Regions from separate parts of the Homo sapiens genome. Here region 1 is linked to region 2. Evidence: chromatin loops called from intact Hi-C (ENCODE). Cell type or tissue: heart right ventricle. All regions are shown on one strand.

Evidence for each region. Peaks named below come from ENCODE experiments on the same cell type or tissue, not always from the same donor. Only the 100,000 strongest peaks of a DNase experiment are listed, where the experiment ranks them.
Region 1: a loop joins it to region 2, with 4 times the contacts of the local background. A loop is called at or near these places in 2 of 110 quality-filtered maps.

The regions. Positions count from the first base shown.
Region 1 is chr11:97,220,622-97,228,621 of GRCh38, reverse strand. It overlaps LINC02553 (long intergenic non-protein coding RNA 2553), which reads left to right. Exons shown (of 2, transcript XR_007062858.1): 2 at 5,602-5,979. Among named protein-coding and RNA genes, the nearest start is that of LINC02553, 35 kb to the left of the region's middle. In heart right ventricle, no CTCF peak of the experiment used is centred here; no DNase peak of the experiment used is centred here.
Region 2 is chr11:96,859,766-96,867,765 of GRCh38, reverse strand. No RefSeq gene overlaps it. Among named protein-coding and RNA genes, the nearest start is that of LINC02737, 360 kb to the right of the region's middle. In heart right ventricle, no CTCF peak of the experiment used is centred here; a DNase peak (open chromatin) is centred at 3,995; H3K27ac peaks cover 613 bases.

The DNA of each region.
Region 1 (8,000 bases), 360 kb before region 2:
TTTGGCAACCAACTCTTTGCACAATACTTTAAAATACATTATCTCATGTTGTCCATGATGTAGTTGCTACTGTCACTCTCATTTTCCTAAAAGAGAAAGGTTTTGAAAGTCGAAGCAGCTTGCCCAAATTTGTACTGTCAATGAGACCCAGCTTGATATTCAAACTTATGTCTTCTGACTTTATATTCTAAGTTCTTATTGCAAATTCATCTAATAAAGCTTCATGAGATAATTTTAACTTGGATTAATAGAATTATGACACATAGAGATAGTCAAATGTCCTTCTAAAATTAAGGAGCAAAATGAGTGTCTTTTTAAAGGAGAAGGGAGAGTCCAAAGATATGCATCACAAGGCTTCAAAGAGAAGGTTCATTACATTTCTCAGAAATAGTACAATTCTCAACAAAAATAAACAATGGGGAAAGGACATCATATTTAATAAGTGGTATTGAGAAAACTGGATAGCCATATGAAGAAAAATGAAACTGGACCCCTACCTCTCACCTTATACAAAAATTAACTCAAGATAGATTCAAGACTTCAAGTTAAGACCCGACACTTTACAAATCATAGAAGAAAACCTAGGAAAAACTCTTCTGGACATTGGCCTAGAAAGAAAATTTATGATTAAAACTTCAAAAGCAAATGCAACAGAAACAAAATTAGACAAATGTGAGTTAACTAAACTACAGAGCTTGTGCATAGTGAAAGAAACAGAGTAAACAGGCAACCACGCAGAATGGGAGAAAATAATTGCAAACTTTGCATCTGACAAAGGTCTAATACCCAGAATCTATAAGGAACTTAATTCGACAAGAATAAAACAAACTGGTCAATGGACAATTAAAAAGTGGCCAACAGACATGAATGGATACTTCTCAAAAGACGAAGGGGAACTTCACACACTGGGGCCTGTCATGGGGTGGGGGGAGCAGGGAGAGATAGCATTAGGAGATATACCTAATGTAAATGACGAGTTAATGGGTGCAGCACACCAACATGGTGCATGTATACATATGTAACAAACCTGCACGTTGTGCACATGTACCCTAGAACTTAAAGTATAATAAAAAAAAGAAGAGGTAAAATTAAAAAAAGACGACATTCAAGCAGCCAACAAACAATGCTTAATATCATTAATCAAATAAATACAAATTGAAATCACAATCATATATTTCACACCTTTCAGAATGGCTACTTTAAAAAAAAAAAAACAAAGGAAAGTACCAACAGATGGCAAAAATGAGAAAAGGGAATGCTTATACACTGCTGGAGGGAATGTAAATTAGTTCAACCCCTATGGAAAACAGCACAGAGATTTCTCACAAAACTAAAAATGTAACTACCATTCGACACAGCAATCCTACTACTGGGTATCACCCAAAGGAAAAAATATAAAAGCATTCTTTCAAAAAGTCATCTGCACCTATGATGTTTATCATAGCACTATTTATAATACAAAAATCATGGAAACAACCTAAGCCTCCAACGGTGGATTAAAGAAAATGTGTGTCTACACACACACACACACACACACACACACATAAATGGAATAGCATGCAACCATTAAAAGAAACGAAATCACATTATTTACAACCAAACGAATGCAGCTAGATATCATTATCTTAAGTGAAATAACACAAACAGAAAATCAAGCACTGCATATTCTCACTTACAAGTGGGAGCTCAACAATGAGTACCCATGGATATAAAGATAGAAACAATAGACAATGCGGACTCAAAAATGTGGAGGCAGGGAAGCAGGGAGAGGACAAAGGATTGAAAAACTATGTGTTGGGTACTAAGTTCACTATTTGGGCAATGTGTTTACTAGAAGCCCAAACCCTACCATTACTCAGTATACCCATGTATCAAACCTGAATATGTACCCCTGAAACTATAATCAACAAAAATTAGCTCAATTCCACAAAATATAGAGATGAAGGAACAATGAGAACGTATGGACACAGGGAGGGGAACATCACACACTGGGGCCCGTCAGGGGGTGAGGGACAAGGACAGGGAGAGCATTTGGACAAATACCTAATGCATGTGGGGCTTAAAACCTAGATGACGGGTTGATAGGTGCACCAAACCACTATGGCACATGTATACCTATGTAACAAACCTGCACGCTCTGCACATGTATCCCAGAACTTAAAATAAAAAATAAAACATTCCTACAAAAGGAAAATATGTAGTCCACTGTTTTTACAGAGAATATAAAAGTAAGGGACGTTTTAAACTGAAGTTCAACATACCATGCTTAGCACTATTTTGAGCACAACATAAACACAGGGTAAATGAAGTACAGTTGATTCATGACCGGATTAACAGATTGACAAAGAGAAAAAGTAGCTCTTTTGCTAGCAAAAATATTGGAAATGAGCTGGGGCACATAATTTACAATAATTCCAAATAAAATAAGTTTAAATATAGCATTTTATGGCTTATAAAATTTATAAACAGTGAGGAAATACACAGCCGTTTTAGTAATTATCTCCATTTCTGGAGGGGAAACTAAAGCTGAGAGTGACTTTCCTCAGTGAGTCAGTGACAGTCTGGGATGTGAGATCTGGTCATCTGATGCAAAGAGAAGCGTAACAGCAATACCATAATATGTGTGGAGATTACTATCTCTCACTGAGGGACATGCACTCATCATTTCCCTACAGCCAGTTCATGCTCCGCAAGGGCCTAGGCAGAACTATGCTCCACACAAAACTGTCTACCGTAAACTGATCCTTTGGAACAGAGATTTACCAGATCGCATCCTGAAACATTCCATATCATGCCCTCTTTTGCTCTTTTCTAACAACCTGAGAACCAGTTGGCTCACTGAGGATGAGAGATGTGCAATTACCTAGTTAATGTACGTTGTGCTGGCTCACATTCTCACACACAGCCTGAAGTACAAAACACATTCATAACTAGTGAGACTTGAAAAATCTCAGTAAGAAAAGACTTTCCATTGCTCCCTCCTCTTATCATGTGCCTTTTTTTTAGAGAAAGAATCTGGCTTTCGAGATTCTGTGGCTTACAATGCGAATAGCTATGAAGGAAAGATTATGAAAATGAGAAAATGTGGAAACAAAGCCTGGGAGAAGCAAACTGAGGCTAGAGCCAGGTCTTGTACTCCTGAATGTCACTCCCTGGCCCATTTCATTGTACTTTGCCCTTTTCATTTCAGTCCTAACCACTGATCTCAGGATACTCTGCATTGAATCAGGACATAGCAATTGCCCTTTATGAGACCCACATTCAGTTATTCAAGTCTTAATGTTCTGGACACCTTTAGGAGATCTTTTCATTATAGGCTCACAGTATCCAAGTAAGAGAATAAAGAATTTCTTCTATCTAAAATGCTGTGCTAAAGGTTTCAAAACTTCAGAGACCTGCAAACTGTGGCTTAAATAATACTAAGGGTAAGCTCTTACAGGCGTCTGAACCCTCGGTTCCACCTAGGGAAAGGGCTCCTTTGTGTGTAACTTTTCTGTTTTTCATGCCATTCCTGTTGAGACCTTTTCACTAAATCAATGCCTTTTCCCTTTGACTTTGATACAGACAGTGTCTTGTTATCTACACCTGAAGTCTCCAGATCTATTAATCACTTTAATTTGCTAACTAGGGTAGAAGACAGGATGAGCGGTTTGAGGGCTTCTGATTTGCAGTGGTTACCTAGGCTAAAACAAAACTTTTTAGTCTCTTTTTTTCAAACATTATTCCATTGTACTATAGAATATGCTCTAGGGAACAATCCTCTCCTGGCAGGCAATGAATGAGATGACCTTAATGGAGCTCTTTTCCATCTAATGTCTATGACTCTTTAATTCAGTTATCCTTCAGGCATGGGAAGAGCTTTCCATCATTACCCCTAATTTGTCTAACTATCGACATTACTTCAAAAAAAGCCTCCCAAGGTATGTTCCACTTTTCTGTCACGCTTGAACTTCTGTTTCATGTCACTGGCTGCCTCTGTTGATATAGGATTTCAGCCCTGCCAAAATCACTTTCTGGTGTTCCTCCAGATTGTTATTGAGACACTTGATAAGATGTCTCTTTCCATGACAGATGTGAAAGCATTTGTCTCCCATTTTATGACAGGTACATTTCTAGCATCACTCATTGCTGCATATTTATATAGGTTAGTATTCCAGAGATAGAAACCAAGCCGTATATATGTATAATTTATACACAATCTTCCGCTTCTCCTGTTGTTTGAAATTCAAGATACTATCTCGTGAATGTTTATAATCTTGAACAGGCAGAGCTCTAGGCAAAACATACCCTGATGCTGTCTTCTCTGAATCAACAGTGGAGACTTGTCAGACAAATGATTTTAGATCAAAGGAAAAGATTTAAAGAAACAAGGAAAGAATGAATACACTCATACAGTATTCCTCTGACTAGTGGAGTGTAGGTGGTATTAGTATCTAGAATTTTACATGTAGAATTTACAAACTATACACATGTGCAGTTAGGGACTTTACTGAGTTTATTTTTTAAAATTAGTTATTCTTTACATGGCAACTGGCTTCAGGAGTAAATCACCTGGCTTCAAAGTATAATTCAACATGAATGGATGGACTTTAAATGAAACTGTGTACAAATACAGAGGAAGATGCATATATTATAAATTATTTTTAAAACTACTCTGAGCAGGGCATTTCCAGGCCAGCTTACTGAACCATTCTTGTGGATGTTATGTTTTTCAGGGACATGTAATCAGCGAGTACTGACTTTCTCTCCCATCCTTCATCTTATTAATGTGCTGCTTGAATAAAAGATGTGGCCACTGATCCAGTAGGAAATGCGCATCTGGTTTCCATCACCAATTGAGATGTTTAGAACTGCATGATTCCATCAATTCCCTGTCTTGGCTATTCCCACCCAAGGGCTCAAGATCACTCTCAAGTAACTAGCGTACTCAAAAAAGCAGTTTCAATCTTCTCTTACAGATTACATTATGGAAGACATATGCTTGCTCAGTGTAAGAAGCATTATTTTAGTATAAATTCTAAGAATATAAGTACAGACATTGATATAGGTTCAGCTGTTGACGTAGGCAGAGGCAGAGATGGCTTTGAAGTAGATTTGCTCCTTATGAATCCCTCTTTTCTTTCCTACAAATTCTGTGACTTCAGTTAACTGATCTTGATAAATGTCGTCCTGGCAAAATGCGAACTATATTAGACCCAGCCTCATAGGATTCTCCTCAGTAGTAAACAGGTTCATGCAAGTGGGATCACTGGCAAACAGTAACATACAAGATAAATATTAATTATTGTTAAATACACACTATGGAAAGTGTAATGTTAGAACTAAACTTTTCATTTACCTTCTTCTGAAAACCTTAATACAGATACGTGTTCTCCTCCTCTGCCCACCTCTCAATACATACCAATACACCAAATTCAATCAATCCAGCATTTTTAGTTACTTATCCACTCATAGTCCTCATCACCAAACCATCACCACTACCACCACCACACCCATAGGCACCACCAAGTACCTTTGCTTATGTGTCTTTCTGAAATGCTTTCCTCTCCCTACTCGTTATTTAGCTGGCTAATTCCTATTATTCTCTGTGATTTTCCTTAGGTATGACCTCCATAAAGAACCTTCATATCATCTTGCCCTGCATGAAATATATTAGAAGCCTTTGCTCTGGTCTTTCATGGTACTTTTAAAGGATATTATCATTTACAAAATGGAATACCAATGACTTTTCACAAGTGGTCTATCAACTAAGCATGTACTTAAGTAAATATTTTCAGAGGATTTCATTAACCTCTGAGTGAATAGTTGAAAAAAAAGAATGAAACAGATATAAGTCCATGTTTTTATTTGTAAATAAATGTATTGCCAAAATTACATACAAATAACAAATAATGTCTCGAGTGACATGCAATGATCAAAATCCTCAAAAGAATACTTTTGTTTAGTAGAGATTTGAACAAATAAACTACAATTTAAGGAGACTGTTGTATTTCTTTTGAGATAACCCCATAAGTTTTACATTCTGTATCAAGGCATCCATTTGCAGTAATAAAGATTCAAGGCTTATCCCTAAAAGGCAATGCCCATTCTTTATAGTCAATATGATCCTGCTAGCACATAAAGCCTGAAGAAATAACAGATACTAGATTTAAAACCACTTTACTAAAATTAATCCATGGTGATGATATGGAAGAAAACCACAGGAGTCTTGAGAAAATAAACTAGCTGCTGTCTGGTTGATACCAGAAATAGAGATTGGTATAAGGAAAAAATTAAAAGAAAGAAGTATCACAAATAAGAATGATTGATACTTATTAGAAACATATCTGGAAATAGATGATTAGGAATATTAAAAATAAAAATGAAGAGGTATATATGATGCCACTGAAGAAACAAGCAAAATTCAAATGAATAAAAGGTAAACAAGAAATCAGGAAATAAAAAAAGTCCAATAAAATCTGAAAAGGGAAAGAAGGCACAAAGTAAGTATCAATAAAGAAACCACAATATCATTACTGCAAAGTCAGAGGTCAAAACATCATAGCTATAGAAACCTTAAAGAGACTTTTTAAAATATATCATTTCTAAGAGGCCATAATATACAATAAGTTACAAATATAAAAATGTTTTAATATTTACAATTTAACGTACATGTAGACAATAAAGTTATGGGAAAAGAAACAAAAGACAACAAAAGTAACATCCCTACTTATGTACACTCACTATGCTTTCACGGTACATACTTTTACTTTCCAAACCCTAACAATTATATAGCATTTCACACAATAAAATTTTATATAGCATATCTGAATTACTTCAAAGCTTAATGCGGATTTAAATAATAAAACTTTACTATTTTGATCATAAATTAAGCAAATGAGACTAAAATGACATTTTTTATTTTCAACTTAATGGTTATTTAATAATCACTGCACTCCTTGGGGATGTTAACATTGTAGAACTCGACAAATTAACAAGATAGTTCTAGGTTGACTCTATTTTCTCTTAAATATTAAATTTATGATTTGCTAAAAAAAAAAAAAAACCTCTAATAAGGACACAGAACTTATAGTTTGCCAGTTTGTGTTACAAGAACTTTCTACACTGAGGAAGATATGAACACTAGTTATCACACTCCAAACACTCTGCTTCCTGCACATACCATCTCCTGCATTGCCTATTTTTTCTAGCAAAGCACTTAGTAATCACTTGTATATGTTTAATTGTGGAAGTCTTAAAGCTGTAATAATTTATATTGTGTAAAATAGAAAGGACGTGAATTCAGTACATCAGGGATGGAAAATATGCTCTTACTCATTCTCCTGTGGCTGAAGTAGAAATCAGTAGTATGTATGTAAACCTTTTTTTCCTGAGCCTCAAAATTCCTCTCAATGCTCAGTTCCAGGCAGCCATTACCAATTGCTAAGAGTTAGCATATGGGTGAAAATTGATTTGACATCTCTAGTTAGAATATGAAATGCTGGCGTATAAATTATAGGTCAAGAGATCACAGGTATCTGGATAAGCAATATCATTCAGTTACAAAAAAAAATTGGTGTGCAGGGTTAATATGAAATCTGAGAACTATGTAAACCATTTCTCAGAGATTAAAGCCATGATATAGTTACAATGTAGCCAAAACTGGCTGTGGAACATAGAGAACTCGTAAGTGTTACTGTCTTAGATAGCTGGAACGATCACTGAGACTACTCTTTTATATGTTAACTTGTTTACTGCTCACAGCAAACTTATATGTTGAGTACTATGATTATCATCTACCTATCCTCAATTAAAACACATGTACCCTAAAACTTAAAGTATAATAATAATAAAATAAAAACAAAACAAACAAAAAGAAAACAAAGAGATCTTATTATCATCCCCAAGTTAAACTGCATAACAAAAGGTAGAGGTGGGATTTTTAACTAATTTATCTTCAGAGTAAGTGTCTCTACTAACTTCTATACTTTCTGTTGCCTATGCAAGTCTGTTATAGAAAT
Region 2 (8,000 bases):
TACCACAGGTTAGAGGTATTTGTTGGGCCTTTGGACTCCTAGGCTCCCCAAGTCAGCTTAAGGGCATGCACGCTTTAAGAGATTATTATTGGCTTGCCATTGTGCCTTGGTGGTTACTGAGTGTATGGCCCATGGTCATGAAGTAATCTTGTAACTAGAGATCCCAGTCACACCTTGGGCCTGAACATAGCCCTCAAATTGTCAAGTGGAGAAAGCTAAGAAATTATCTCTAGTGAAATAGAATTGGTACATAGAGAAGTGGGTAAAATCTGGCCAGGATGTGCTTTAACACCATAAAAAAAGCTTGCAACACCATAAAAAAAAGCTTCAGGAGTGCTCCTCTACCCCTAGGCATATGCTCAAAGAGCCACTGCCTCCACTGTCCCAGAGGAAACACAGATATAGAAACCTCCTGGACCACTGATAGGCCTTGTTCACTGAGAGCTCTTCCCAGTTAACTTATACCAGGATGGAAAAGGGTATAGCTGCCATCTGATCTGAGAGAGGCCTGTCCCTCACTGAGCGCAGTAAAGGATGCTCAGCACAATGAATAGCACTTCATGTAGTGTGGATGGCTATCCAGGCCACCCCAGCTGATGAGATATGCTACATTTTCACTGACTCACAGGCTGTGACCAATGTCTTGGCCATTTGGTTAGGCCACTGGCAGGTCTGAGTGCCATATAAACAAGCTTCCCTGTAGGGGTGAGACATTTAGAAAAAAAAATGCTCCATTCCTAATAAGGTTTTCTTATCAAGGTTGATGATCACCAGAAAGGCTCTCAGACTGACAAAGGGGAATATAATCAATGAGCAGACCATGTTTGTCAGCTAAACTCAGAGACTGAATTGTGCCCTAATCCAGAACAAGCAGATGTTCAACCTATTGCCTTCTGGATCCATGAGAAATTTGGATACCATCCTAGACTGGCCTACATGCATAGACTGCCTCTGTGGTCTGAACATGCCAACATAGCATGGAAAAGGTTTTCCTCCAGCCAGACCATGGCCAAAGCTAAAAATGCTGCCTGGGAAAAAATCTCTCCAGCCAATGACCAAGGAGTTTCCAATGAATAGATCACATTGGGCCCCTCATCCAATCAAGAAGATTCCACTAGATCCTGACTGTAGCTGATACTTTCTCTGAATTTACTCAGGCATCCTTGTGCATCCCACTGACTCAGGCCACACTATCCAGATCACTGAAGACCATATGTGTCTTGTTCAGGTTTTCCGAGTAGATTTTATTTGATAATGGCTTTAAATTGTGGCCCAAGTTCCATATCAACAGGCCCAGTCACAGGACATACAATGAATTCTTTATATTCCATATCACTTCCAAGCTGCAATAATGATTGAGCATTTTCATGGATAATTAAAATACAGACTTAAGTGGCTGATAGCACAAGTAAAGATAATCCCCGCCTGGACGTCGGAGGAAAGCAGTCTGGGGTCTCAATGCTGCATTTCTCTGAAAGGGTACTTTTAATTCATGCTCTATGTGTTACTGTCTGACCTCTTCCTTCAATTGTACACCCCTTTTCAATAATTATTGACAGCTGGGTCTCTGGAGGGGACCCTGCAAGGGCCTTCTTTCCCCTTCACTCTCTTTCTTAAAACTCAAATACTTGAAAGATTAGAATGGCTATTAAACAATGAGGAGTGGGAGACGGTAACCTCCTCTATTTACCACCTGGGTGCACAAGTTGGATTTTTTGCCTACAAGGACTTCAAAAATAATGAACATCAATTTGAGTTCTCTAGTTCAATATTTTCCTTAAGGGGGCCCACGTGCTTTTTCCCATGTAGCCCCATGGGATCAGTATCAGAATACAAAATGTTACTGAACCACAAAAAGATAGGACAGAAGACTTTCATGTATCATCCTAGGAGATGGATTAAGAGTTCTATCCTTGCTCACGGTACAGGAAAGACTGCCCACGTTGCATTCAATAGGGAAAGGTCTCCTTAACTGACACCAGGTGAACACCTTCTAACCTAATAGCCTGTGCAGGACAGGAAGGGTAGAGGCATCTAACCTCTTCTCTCTCTCCTGCAGAAGAGCCTGTGATTCTTGCTTTGCCAAATTTGTTGCTTTCTCTTTCACCATCTCCCAGAGGGTTAGATTGCCAGGAAGAGCAGGATGTCAGCATTTCTGGTTTTACCACAAGCTCCCCGTTGTGGAGGTTAAGTTCTGGATGAGTGTGAATAAAAGGAGCAAATTGTGATAAAAGGCAATTGGGAGGAAATTGTTAGGTTCATCTGAGATATAGGTTAAACTGCAAGTCAGCTGGTTTACTGGAGAGAATCGGGAAAAGACACAGCTGAGAATATCCACCTTGGGGTCAAAACAAATCTCAAAAACTGACTGCAAAGGTAATTATCCCTTCAAAAGAGACCAAATTTGATTGGATTTATCTGTAACGTAATTTATGGAACTAGACATTGTTAAAAACAGTAGAGCATCAGCCAACAATAAGTGGAGTTTAACAGCTGGGCATTGTCTGGAAAACAGTCAAAAAGACACTTGCCAAAAAAACACTGTCACCTTTGAGTGACTGTGGACATACCCAAGGCTGTACACCCTGAGAAGCACATCAGAGGCTTCATACTGCAGGACAGAAATAGACTTTACAAAAATAATCAAGCCAGTTACTAAACAGGTAAACAAGAAAACAGCAAGTATAAGATGAGGGGCAAGGAGAAGTATAGTACCAGTACCGAGAGCTGCTTTAAAAAAATCCAGTTTCCATGAGAATGGTCAATGGGTACAAAAATATAGTTACATAGAGTGAATAAGATGTAGTATTTAATAGCATAACATGGTGACTACAGTGAACAATAATTTAATATACCTTTTAAATAACTAAAAACTTAAAATTTGAATGTTTATAACACAAAGAAATGATAAATGCTTGAGGCAATGGATACTCCATTTATCCAGATGTGATTACTCATTGTACATCTGTATCTAAATATGTCATGTACCCTATAAATATATAAATCTACTATGTACCCATAAAAAATAAAATAACCAGTTTCCAGCAAAAATTACAAGACCTGCAGCAAAACAGGAACGTATGACCCAAACGCAAAGGGGGAATAAAAGCTTGCTATATATATTGCCTATTAGAGTGCAGAGATGTTAGATTTAAGAGACATAAAAATTCAAAGAAGCCATTATAAATATGTTGAAAGAACAAACCATAATTAAATAAATTAAGAAAATTATAATAATAATATTGCACCAAATAGTAAATATCCATAAAGAGATGTAAATTATAAAAAAGAACCGAATGGAAATTCTGGAATTAAAAAGTAGAATAATTTAAATGAAAATTCTACTAGAGATTAGAACTGGCAGAAAGAATTAGCAAACTTGAGGATAAATCAATAGAGATTATGCAATCTGAAGAACAGAGGGCAAAAAATAAAGAAAAATGAATGTAACCTCAGAAAAATACAGGACACCAGGAAGCATACCAACATACATGTAATAGGAATACCAAAAAGAGAAGAAACAGAGAAAAGAAAATGTAAAAAAAAATTTTTTAAACAATGAAAACATTCCCAATCTATTGAAAAACATTAATCTATATATTTAGGAAGCCCAACAAATTAGTATATAAAACATTATATACTATACATTATATACTGAGCTTCCTCTAGGAAGCTCAACAAACTCATTTTTACATCATAGGGAAAATACTGGAAGTGAGGGCAAGATGGCTAACTATATGCAGCCAGGTGGAACAGCTCCCATCAAGGGACCAAGATGACTGGCATGCTCCTAACAGATTTTCAGAAAGAAGGCATTGAAAGTGGATGGAGAGATGACGCAGAAGCTGAGCTAAAGGCGGAGAACACTGGGAACCCTACACAAGGCTACAGTGCACCTGGACTGATTCCTGGCCCCAAATGCCTCTGGGAGAACAAATGAGTTGAACTGGCAATGAGCAACCTGCTCTTGCCACAGGCCTCTGGAACCCTGGCAGACCTCCAGTTGGCAGGGAGAGCTGCATAGAGAAGTGGTAGCAGCAGGAAGACAGCTGATATGGAGCCCAGAGGGTTTGGTGCAGAAGCATCTGTAGGAGAGCACAGCCAGGAATGGCCATGCCCCTAGACCTGACTTGCTCCCATAAGAGACTAGCCAAAGGGGAACTGTCAGTCCCGAACACTACAGGCACCCTGGCACCTGCTACCACCTGCCACAGCTGCCACTATTGCTGCTGCCGGCACATGTGAACAAAGACAGATCCCACTGTCACTGCATTACAAAACGTGTTTGCTGACACCACCTATCAGAGAGTAGTAACCCATAATCTGGGAGCATGTCAGCCCCCACAGTGCAGTGGATTTCTAACCTCAAAGAGCCAGAGAACAATGTCAAGGCCCAATACAAGTCCCCTAGAGTTAGGGCATACAGTCCAGGAAGAGTTGGCAGCTGAGTGTGGGCACCCCAAAATCTTCCAGAAATGAAGTCAGTTGTCTGAATCTACCTTATACTACACTCAAACCCCCAAGGTCATCAAATAGGATGAAGGAAGAAACATACAAAGGTCAGCAACCTCAAAAATTGAAGAAAGATAAGCCCACAAAGATGAGAAAGAATGAGCACAAGAACCCTAACAACTCAAAAAGCCAGAATGCCTTTTTTTTTTCTCCAAATGACTACATCACCTCTCCAGCAAGACTTCTGAACTGGGCTGAGATGGCTAAAATTAAACAAATATAATTCAGAATATGAACAGAAACAAAGATCATTGAGCTACAGAACTACATTGAAACCCAATCCAAACAAGTTAAAAATCATGATAAAACAATGGAGGAGGTGACAAACAAAATGGCCAGTATAGAAAGAATGTAACCAAACTGATAGAGCTGAAAGACACACTACAAGAATTTCATAATGCAATTACAAGTATTAATAGCAGAATAGACCAAGTGAAGAAAAGAATCTCAGAGCATCAAGACTGGCTTTCTGAAATAGGAAATTCAAACATGAATAGAGAAAAAAGAATAAAAAGGAATGAAGAAAAACCTCAAGAAATGTGGGATTATATAGAAATAAAATCTATGACTCACTGATGTTCCTGAAAGAGATGGGAGAATGGAACCAACATGGAAAACATTTCAGGATATCATCCGTGAGAACTTCCCCAACCTAGCGAGACAGGCTAACATTCAAATTCAGGAACAGCAGAGAACCCCAGTAAGATATTCCTCAAGAAGCACATTCCCAAGACACATAATCACTAGATTCTTGAAGGTCAAAATAAAATTTAAAAATGTTAAACTCAGCTAGAGAAAGGACAGGTCACCTACAAAGGGAAGACCATCAAACTAACAGCAGACCTCTCAGCATAAACCCTACAAGCCAGAAAAGATTGGAGTCTTATAGTCAATGTTCTTAAAGAAAAGATATTCTGCCCCATAATTTCATATCTGGCCAAACTAAGCTTCATGAGCAAAGGAGAAATAAGATCCTTTCAGACAAGCAAATGCTGAGGGAATTCATTACCACTAGGCTTGCCTTACAAAAAATCCTGAGTGAAGCACTAAATATAACAAGGGAAGACCATTCCCAGCCACTACAAAAACACACTGAAGCACACAGATCAGTGACACAATAAAGCAACCACATAAATAAGTCTGCAAAATAACCAGCCAACATCATGATGACAGGATCAAATTTACACATATTTTATTAGTCCGTTTTCATGCTGCTGATAAAGATATACCCAAGACCGGGCAATTTACAAAAGAAAGGTTTTATTGGACTTACAGTTTCAGGTGGCTGGGGAAGGCTCACAATCATGGTGGAAGGCAAGGAGGAGCAAGTCACGTCTTACATGGATGGCAGCAGGCAAAGAAAGAGCTTGTGCAAGGAAACTTTCCCTTATAGAACCATTAGATCTTGTGAGACTTATTCACTATTACAAGAAGAGCATGGGAAAGACCTGCCCCCATGATTCAATTACCTCCCACCAGGTCTGTCCCACAACATGTTGGAATTCAAGAATGAGATTTGAGTGGAGACACAGCTAAACCATATCACATACCAATACTAACCTTGAATATAAATGGGCTAAATGTCCCAATTCAAAGACACAGAGTGGCAAGCTGGATAACAAACTAAGACCCATTGGAATGCTGTCTTCAAGAGACCCATCTAACATGCAGTGACACACATATAGCTTCAAATAAAAGATGGTGAAAAGCCCACCAAGCAAATGGGAAACAGAAAAAAAAGTAAGGGTTGTAATCCTAGTTTCAGACAAAACAGACTTTAAAACAACAAAGATCAAAAAAGACAAAGAAGGGCAATACAGAAGGGTAAAGAGCTCAATTCAACAAGAAGGTCTAACTGTCCTAAATATATATGCACCCAACACAGGAATACCCAGATTCATAAAGCAAGTTCTTAGAAACCTTCAAAAAGACTTTAACTCCCATACAATAATAGTGGAAGACTTTAACACCCCCCTGATAGTATTAGACAGATCACTGAAACAGAAAATTAACAAAGATATTCAGGACCTGAACTCAGCACTGGATCAAATGGACCTGATAGACATCTACAGAACTCTCCAACCAAAAACAACAGAATATATATATTTTCTTCATCTGCACGTGGCACACACTCTAAAATTTATCATATGATTGGAAGTAAAACACTTCTTAGCAAACGCAAAAGAACTGAAATCATAACAATCTCTCAGACCATAGTACCATCAAATTAGAAATTAAGACTTAAAAATATACTTAAAATCATACAATTAATTGAAAATTCAATAACCTGCTCCTGAATGACTTTTTGGTAAATAAATAAATTAAGGTAAAAACCAAGAAGTTCCTTGAAACTAATGAGAACAAAGATAGAACATACCAGAATCTCTGCGACACAGCTAAGGCAGTGTTAAGAGGCAGTTTTGTAGTACTAAAATGCCCACATCAAAAAGCTAGAAATATCTCAAGTTAACAAGCCAACATCACAACCGAAAGAACTAGAGAACCAAGAGCAAACCAACCCCAAAGCTAGCAGAAGACAAAAAATAACCAAAATCAAAGCTGAACTGAAACAGATTGAGATATGGAAAACCATTAAAAAAATCAGTAAATCCAGAAGTTGTTCTTTTAAGAAACAATTGATAAAATAGCTATCTAGACTAATAAAGAAGAAAAGAGAGAAGATTCAAATAAAAGCAATCAGAAATGACAAGAGGGATATTACCACTGACCTCATATAAATACAAATAACCATCAGGAAATATTATAATCATTTCTATGCACATAAAATAGAAAATCTGGGGGAAAAAAGGATAAATTCCTGGACACATACACCCTCCCAAGACTAAACCAGGAAGAAACTAAATCCCTGAACAGACCAATAATGAGTTCTGAAATTGAGGTGGTAATAAATAGCCTATCAACCAAAAAAAGGCTAGGATCAGACAGATTAATAGCTGAATTCTACCAGATATACAAAGAAAAGCTGGTACCCTTGCTGCTGAAACAATTCCAAAAAAAATGAGGAAGAGGGAGTCATCCCTAACTCATTCTATGAGGCCAGCATCATCCTGATATCAAAACCTGGCAGAGACACAACAACAACAAAAAAATACTTCAGGCCAATATTCTTGATGAACATCAGTGCAAAAATCCTCAACAAGATACTGGCAAATCAAATCCGACAGCACATCAAAAAGCTTATCTACAATGAACAAATGGGCTTATCATCCGTGGGCTGCAGGGTTAGTTCAACATACTCAAATCAATAAATTGAGTCATTACTGAAACAGAACTAAAGACAAAACCACCTGATTATTTCAATAGATGCAGAAAAGCCTTTCAATGAAAACACTGCTTCATGTTAAGAACTCTCAATAAAATGGGTATTGAAAGAAAACACCTCAAAATAATAAGAGTCATCTATGATAAGCCCTCAGCCAATATCATACTGAATGGGCTAAAGCTGAAAGCATTGACCCTGAAAACTG